2 separate regions of the Homo sapiens genome follow, and region 1 is linked to region 2. The links are chromatin contacts, found by Hi-C or POLR2A ChIA-PET in ENCODE. All regions are on one chromosome and are shown on one strand. The core of a region is the stretch at or near the end of the contact, and the rest is flanking DNA. Distances in the headings are between cores, read along the strand shown.

Region 1 (4,073 bases), core at 1,307-3,806, 1.7 Mb after region 2:
AAGATTGAGGCCAGATCTTGGTAAGCCTTTAATGCCAGGATAAAGAATTAGACTTCATTGAGTATGCCACAAATGCCATTCAGGGCTACTAGAGTTCCCCACAAGCCCAATGAATAAATAGCACCTGATTTTTCAAAAGCCAAATAAACAGCCAATAGCAGTGCAAAGTTAAATGAGTAGATAATCTCCATGTCATAAGTATATATGGAAGGCAGCTATTCCCTTTTTTCTTACCTCTCTAAAAATAAATGACAATTCAGAGAAAAGTAGTAATCTTCTATTCTAAACAAAATGAGCAGGCAGGGTCCCCCAAGTTTTAGGGCAAAGGAAGAAAGGAAGAAAAGAAGGGAGGGAGGGAGGAAGGAAGGAAGAAAAAAAGGAAGGAAGGAGGGGAGAAAGGAAAAAAGGAAGGAAGGGAGGGAGGGAGGGAAGGAGGAAAGAAAAAGAGGAAGAAGGAAGGAAGGAGAAGGGAGGGAGACAAGAAGGAAAGGAGGAAAGAAAAAGAGGAAGGAGGGAAAAAAGGAAGAGAGGGAGAGAGGGAAGAGAAAACAAGTCTCCTCTAAGCAGGGCCAGGCTTAAAATGATGTTTTTCAGTTAGTACCAAAAATATTCCCCAATCCAAAGAACGCTGGTTTGCTGCTTCCATTGTCTCAAAGGATGTATAGAATTCCACTATTTTCCATCACCAGCTGAAGTAGTTTCTAGTGTTTTCTTGGAGCCAGACTACATTCTAATTTCCTTCAGGGCAGTGGAAATCATGGAAAGATTAATCCTGTGTATATATAGCCTTGCACAGCGTAATACTGTGGATGAGGATTAATCGTACACAGTACCAGAATTCACTGAAGAGTATCTAACTTGGTTAGCATCTTCACCAAGCAGAAGTTAGCATTAGTTCCAAATCCATCTGAATCTCCATCAAAACCATCAGCAGCTGCCAAGGAAACTATGAACAAACTAAAGCAAGTCTTCACCTTTCCAAAATAAGAAACACTTCAGAGTCTGACAGTCTAATAGTTAGACTAACTTTAGTCAAGCTAAGCATCTCCAAACTCAAGAGACAGCTAGCAGGAATCTTTAAGATAACAGCCAGCAAAAACAATTTAGTATTCATTGTCCACATCATTCAAGCACCGCTGAGTCCTACCGTACACTTCCTCCAAGTCACCCTTCTGAAACCCTAGGAACAACACTTGTACTTAGCTGCAAGTTCTGTAGTTGCTCAGTTCCTACACAATTACAGCAGTAATTAATTTAGATTGGGATTATTTTCTTATAATTGAGAAGACTAATGGTCTCCAAACCAACAAGATGGCTTTGTACAGAAAAATCCACAGTAAGCTATAACAATTGAAGTTACAGTTTGAGTGGGTTGGCATATATATTTGCTCCTTTCTTTTGTTTAAGACAGAACCACTTAAGATAAGAGATTTATGTTTTGGAATTTCAGTACTATTTTTTTAAGAGGTGGTATCCTAGAGAGCTCAATCAATATTGTTATACATTGGAAACATTTATGGTGCCATAGGTGTTTACTATTCACAGATCTGGGGAAGATACCTGCCAGGGATATTTCACTACACTGAAACTCCCTGGAAATCTGTAGAGGTAGAGCTCTGCCTTTGGGCATTAGTCATTAAAAATATCTTGTCAGCTACTGTGACAAGTAAAGGCAGCTGAGAAGTACGGTCTAAAGAAGGGTAAATCTCGCCGTGTGCACAGTTACCCTTCGCATTTCTACAAGTGAAATGGGAGTAAAAATGAGCATTCAAAGCTGTCAAAGGAAAAGCAGTCCAGCAGTTCGAAGGGATATTCTGTGATGGACCAACTGTATGGTACAGTGTGTAAATGAACTTCAGGTCTATCTAGCGCCACGGGGGAGCCACGCTTTCGCACCACTGAGCTCTGGGGATGGGGAGAGTAGTGCAGGTTGGGGCCCCGTTTAGGAAACTACGAAGGGCTCTGAGAGAGCGAATTGTTCAGCAGTTTCCGTGACAGAACAATGATCTATTTAAGAAGTAATGGGGCAAGCAAAGAAAGCAGAGCTCGGTCATCCGGAAAAAGAAAGAGGAGCCGGAAAGAAAAGTATCAAGGAATCTACTGTGAGAGAGCGAGCAAAAAGCAAAAAGCGATCACAAATCCAGAGCAAGTAAGAGCTCAGGGATGCCGGGCCCGGGGGTCTAGCCTTTCTGAAGGGAGAGGGCTCCCCAGGCACGGGGGCAGCGCGAGGCAGCGCCCGCATTCCGTCTGCTGCCTTATCTTCGCATTCTCCCTACCACCCCCACCTTCCCCCCGGGACTGGAATAACCTTCTTCGTGCTCTCCGGTGGCTGAGAAAGCAGCTTTCGCTCTTCTGTGGTAGCGTGGAGGTGAGGTACATCTACCTCCACCCTCCCGGCACCAGCTCACGGTCTGTTGGGGGGGTCCTCCTAACGTGTGAGGCTAGGGTGTGTGAATGAAAAAGAGGGAGGCGGAGGCCTCCTGGAGACCTTCGACCTCTCAAGACCAGGCAGGGGCGCCCTTCCGCAAGCTCCCAGCTCTAGCCGGTGCCTCTGGCCCCGCGCGCATTAGGTCGCTGCCAGAAAATTACCCGGGCAACGACACCGCCGGAGTCCCGGATGTGGTTGCTAGGGCAGCAGAGGGAGGGGCGTAGCCCGCCTCCCGGAGAAGGGCGGAGGGATCCTCGTGGGAGGTGCGCTGACACCACCGAGACGTGGCCGGGCAAGGCCGGATTGAGGGAGAGAGAGGCCGTCCAGGGCCAGGGACAACGCTACTTCCGGTCTCCTCACTTCCGGCTTCGCTGCTCTTGGTTCTGGTTCTGGAGGCTGGGTTGAGAGGTCGCCGGTCCGACTGTCCTCGGCGGTTGGTCAGTGTGAATTTGTGACAGCTGCAGTTGCTCCCCGCCCCCGAGCAGCCGAGGTGCGTGGGGGAAGGGGAAGAAGGAAAAGGTCCGGGTCGCGTTTCCGCTCAGTTTTTGCCAGGGTTGAGGCGATTCCAGAGAGCGGCGGAAAGGATAAGCCTCGACTTAGAAGCTACCGAGTTACCCTAAGAAAGGTGAGGGCGGAGCTGGCTCGCCTGGGAAAAGGCGGGGGAAAGATGGTTTGAGGTGGCTGGTGGGGCGGGCACGTTGCCTACGGGTTCACCGTTCCGAACTTTCACAGGGCACGCCTCTCCTTAGTCTGTGCCGTATCTGCCCAAGTGTTATGCCTTTGGTTTCTTCTGTCCTTCATTCCTTCTGTCCCTCTGAGTGTGCCCCCGAAACAGTCGAGTGAAGGTGTAGGACCGGCCCTTGCAGGGAGGCACTCTCTTGGCTTTGCATACATTGGGTGGGAAAAGGAGTTGCAGGATCCAGAATCCGGACCTTTCTTGACAAAGTGTCGGAGTGGGCCACCTTCAGGCTTGCTGTCCAACCCTCATTTCTCCCCTCTTCTCCCTGCATCCCCAGCTTCCTCTCTCCCGCAGTGGGAGGAAGGGAGATAGTGACAGTCCCTCTGAGAGATTCATCTGGCAGTGGTGCAGAGAGGAGTCTTGCCTGTGAAATGTCCCAAGCCTGACTAAGGAATGCTGGAGTTTTGGAAAGGGAGTTGTTCGATTGTCTTCTGCTCCGTTCCTGTTTGCCAAGTTACTACTGTTTACGTGTCTAGGAAAAGGAAATAATTTTTTAAAAACAGTTTTTAGATGCTAGACGTTTTTCCCTTTTACTTTATTTTGTTATTACTTCCTTTGTTTTGTTCTTACCTTCCTCTTGAGCCCTTTGATTTCAAAAAGTTTACACTTTATACTTCCTGCAGATCCTTTGGCCACTCTTAGGATTTCTGTCCCCCGCCCCTACCCTGTTTTCTCCTAAAGTATAAAATTCATCTAACTACATTATTATTTGATAAGGAAAAGCCGGAAGAGATCCAGAACTTCGCATAAACTTTTGCTTTCATACTTTCACCTGTAAGGGTGTGTTCATGTTTGCCATTTAATTAACTTAATTGGCATAGAAATGTGCACCAGAAATGGTTACCTTAAGTCAGCCGTCTGTTAAGGCTTCAGGAATTGGCCTTTTCTTTTTTCTTTTTTTTTTTT
Region 2 (4,353 bases), core at 287-2,786:
TGTGTATATGTGCATGTATATGTAAGTATATATGTGTATATTACCACATATACATTTGTGTATACGTATATGTATATATGTATGTGTATATGTATATACATACACGCATACATACGTATGTGTATATGTATGTATATATTTAAAGTGTGTGTATGTGTATACACATATGTGTATATGTATATATGTGCATACATATGTATAAATGCATGCATGTATACATGTATACGTATATATACATATACACATACGTATGTATACATATGTATGTATACACTGCATATACATACATATGTATGTATACACTATGCATATACATACATATGTATATATACACATGTATGTATATACTATGCATACACATACATATGTATATATACACACGTGTACACACATATACATATGCGTATACATTCATACACACATACATGTATACACACATACATATACACATACACATATATACATATATGTATATATACACACACACACATTTTTTTTTTGAGATGGTGTCACTCTCTGTTGCCCAGACTGCAGTGCAGTGGCATAATCTCAGCTCACTGCAACCTCCATTTCCCAGGTTTGCGCAATTCTCCTGCCTCACCCAGTAGCTGGGATTACAGGCCCACGCCACCATAGCCTGGCTAATTTTTGTATTTTTAGTAGAGACAGGGTTTCACCATGTTGGCCAGGCTGGTTTTGAACTCCTGACCTCAGGTTATCCACCCGCCTTGGCCTCCCAAAGTGCTGAGATTACAGGCGTGAGTCATAGTGCTCAGCCAGAGGCCAATATTTTGGTATTGTTAGTTAATTTTTGTGAAACATAGACAACCAAATATTTCATTTAATTATTGCCTAATTTACAGTACTTGAAGATAAATAATCCATGGTATACATATAATTAGAATTCCTTTAAAAAAATCAGAATATGTCTCAGACTCTGAAATATAAATCTATCAGCTTAACAGTGCTTTGGTTAATCTATTATACTCCAAAATACTAATAACAGTGTTTTGTGTTATATTTTAATGAAAATCTAGATTTATGATTGCTCTACTGTTGCCAAGGGCACAGCCCTACAAGATACAGCTGTACAAGATCTGATGTTCTAAATTTTTGAATATTTTCTATTAAAGAGAAAAAGGAATCCACATTAGTGGATCCATTCATGTTTCAGTTTCTAGGTAACATCAATATAAATTGTCCACATAAAACCAAGAAGCTGACAGGACTTTTCTTCCTGAAGGATAAAACTTCAAGGCTTTAATACATACTGTGTAATTCTTTCTAATCGTTAAGTATTAGAGGCTACAACCACTACAGGCCAATGAAACGGATCAATTCTTCTTGTTTAACTGCTAAAAAAAATGTTATCACTTTGCCATAATAAACGGAAAAAGAACTGGATTGGAAATCCGCAGAGATAGGTTTTACTTTAGGCTCTGCAAGTAACTGTGACTTTAGGCAAATCATTTAACCTCTGCAAGTTGAACTCTGGTCTCCAAGGGCTCTCTTCTGTGGTATAACAGGATGAGCTCGCAATTAAGAGAGCGGCCCCTAGATGGTAGTGTTGTTCTGAGTCAGGCTTTCTATTTTTTTTCCTTCTTTAATTACAGTGAAGTAAAAAGGCACAAGTTAGAAAATGACTTCACGTTAGTTCTGAAAAAAATTCAGTTGGCTGGACAAGGTGGCTCACGCCTGCAAACCCAGCACTTTGAGAGGCCGAGGCGAGAAGACTGCTTGAGCTCAGGAGTTCAACACCAGCCTGGGTAACATGGTGAAACCCCGTCTTTACAAAAAATAAAAAATTAGGCTGGATGCCGGGGCTCACGCCTGTAATCCCAGCACTTTCAGAGGCCGAGGCGGATGGATCACTTGAGGTCAGGAGTTCAAGACCTGTCTGGCCAACATGATGAAACCTGGTCCCTACTAAAAATACAAAAAAATTAGCGGGGCACAGTGGTGCGTGCCCGTAATCCTAGCTACTCAGGAGGCTGAGGCAGGGGAATCACTTGAACCTGAGAGGCAGAGGCTGCAGTGAGCCCAGATTGTGCCATTGCACTCCAGCCTGGGCAACAGAGCAAGACTCCACCTCAAAAAATAAAATGAAAAAAATAATAAATTAGCCAAATATGGTGGCACATGCCTGTAGTCCCAGTTACTCGGGAGGCTGAGGTGGGAGGAACACTTGAGGCCAAGAGTCTAAGGCTGCAGTGAGCCAAGATCATGCCATTGCACTCCAACCTGGGCAACAAAGTGAGACCCTGTCTCTAAAATACAATACAATAAAATAAAATAATAAATTCACTGTGAAGAATTCATTCAATGGCATTCAAAATGACATTGAATCATGAATCATATGGCTCATGTGCATTTGACATTAATTAAAAGAAATAAACCATTAATGATTATACCAAAGTGAATATATCGCCTTATAATTATTAGTCCATACAGTCATCATTATTTTCTCTAGGTATATTTAGGTAAGCTTAAGAAACTGAGTAAAAACTAAGAAATGAATGTTAGGAGTATTGATCTACAATCTTATAGAAAAATTTTTTTTTCAAATGCAAGTTCTACTAATAAATTCTGATAAACGCACTTTCTTTCATTTTGAATATTACAGACTGAATTCAAGACCTGTGATTTATATGAGCACAATGACAGATATATTCCATTACCCTTCTAGCCATGTAAACAAGGGCATCTTTTAAAGAAAAACGCTTTTAGTGTTCAAAGGATAAGAATAATATATTAAATGGCTTCTCTAGGTTTTTTTTCAACTGAGTCGCCTTGCTTGGAAAGGCTTCTCTAGGTTTTTTTTTGTTTTTGAGACGGAGTCTCACTCTGTCGCTTAGGCTGGAGTGCAGTGGCGCGATCTCGGTTCACTGCAAGCTCCGCCTCCTGGCTTCACACCATTCTCCTGCCTCAGCCTCCCGAGTAGCTGGGACTACAGGTGCCCGCCACCACGCCCGGCTAATTTTTTGTATTTTTAGTAGAGACAGGGTTTCACCGTGTCAGCCAGGATGGTCTCGATCTCCTGACCTCGTGATCCGCCTGCCTCGGCCTCCCAAAGTGCTGGGATTACAGTCGTGAGCCACCGCGCCCAGCCCTCTAGGTTTAATTTATCAAAGAAAAAGGATTAAGAGATTCTAGTTTGAGGAGGTTTAGATGAACAAGATCAGATTTTAACCTAAAATTCCTGAAAGGAAACAGAATGTGTTCCTATTTCTCTCCCATAAAATTCACTGAGTATAAAAATTATGTTTCTCCTTAAACATGCTCAGTCTTGCCTTGAATTCAATCAATATACAGAATAAGAAAGTACCTATGAGGCCGGGCTCGGTGGCTCACGCCTGTAATCCCAGCACTTTGGGAGGCCGAGGTGGGTGGATCACGAGGTCAAAAGATCGAGACCATCCTGGCTAACACGATGAAGTCCCGTCTCTACTAAAAATACAAAAAATTAGCCGGGCGTGGTGGTGGGCGCTTGTAGTCCCAGCTACTCAGGAGGCTGCGGCAGGAGAATGGCGTGAACCCTGGAGGTGGAGCTTGCAGTGAGCCAAGATCGTGCCTCCGCACTCCAGCCTGGGCGATAGAGGGAGACTCCATCTCAAAAAAAAAAAAAAAAAAAAGAAAGTATCTACGAGAGCCCATATGTTACCTTTTTGCTTCCTGTCAGTTGAGTAGGTAATAAGTGGCAAGCACAACATAGAACATGAGAGTGAAATGACATAAAACTGTGAATTTTTAGTATAGATTTATGTCAAAAATTAAAGAGGAAAGATATTGAGTGAATCCAAGATGGTATTGCTGTATGTGAAAGTCATTCATCCATCCATCCATCCATTCCAACCAACCAACTCACCCAACCCACCAACCAACCTTTATTGAGGCTGAATGGTGCAAAGGACTAGAGATACAAAGATAAATAAGGTACCACAGGCCAGGTGCAGTAATACCAGCACTTTGGGAGGCTGAGGCAGGCAGACTGCTTGAGCCCAGGTGTTTGAAACCAGCCTGGGCAACATGGCGAAACCCTGTCTCTACAAAAAGAAAAAAAAATACCAGAAATTAGCTGGGCACGGTGGTGTGCGCCTGTAGTCCCAGCTACTCAGGAGGCTGTGGCAGGAGAATCACTTGAGCCCAGGAGGCAGAGGCTGCAGTGAGCCAACATTGCATTGCACTCCAGCCTGGTCAAAGGGAATTAAATCCTGTCTCAAAAAAAAAAAAAAAAAAGATACCACCTCCATTCTCAAAAAACTCAGTCTAGTATGAGAAAGGGACTTTGAAAGTTCAGTTCAGTTTATTACAGTGTCAAGTAGATTTACAACTATTGCACTTATCATTCTGCTG

The links. A loop is a pair of places that touch in the nucleus more often than their neighbours do. ChIA-PET counts read pairs that join two places held with the same protein, here RNA polymerase II (POLR2A). Pooled maps may share reads with other maps.
Region 1: a loop to region 2 is called in a pooled map, with 3 times the contacts of the local background. The contact joins the promoter of TIGD4 here to the enhancer-like site in region 2. A Hi-C loop is called at or near these places in 1 of 37 single-sample maps with no recorded cell type and 2 of 50 pooled maps. POLR2A ChIA-PET finds 5 or more read pairs at or near these places in 2 of 52 experiments (GM12878 and MCF 10A).

The regions. Positions count from the first base shown.
Region 1 is chr4:152,777,174-152,781,246 of GRCh38, forward strand. It overlaps TIGD4 (tigger transposable element derived 4), which reads right to left and starts at 2,557. Exons shown (of 2, transcript NM_145720.4): 1 at 2,309-2,557. ARFIP1 (ARF interacting protein 1) reads left to right here and starts at 2,781. Exons shown (of 9, transcript NM_001025595.3): 1 at 2,781-3,053. RefSeq lists enhancers at 1,999-2,208, 2,659-2,818, 3,009-3,058.
Region 2 is chr4:151,116,000-151,120,352 of GRCh38, forward strand. SH3D19 (SH3 domain containing 19) reads right to left here. Exons shown (of 20, transcript NM_001378122.1): 20 at 4,282-4,353. Among named protein-coding and RNA genes, the nearest start is that of SH3D19-AS1, 6.0 kb to the right of the region's middle. Within about 2 kb of position 1,537, at least 3 of the 41 ENCODE cell types and tissues checked have a DNase peak (open chromatin) inside an H3K27ac peak, as active enhancers do.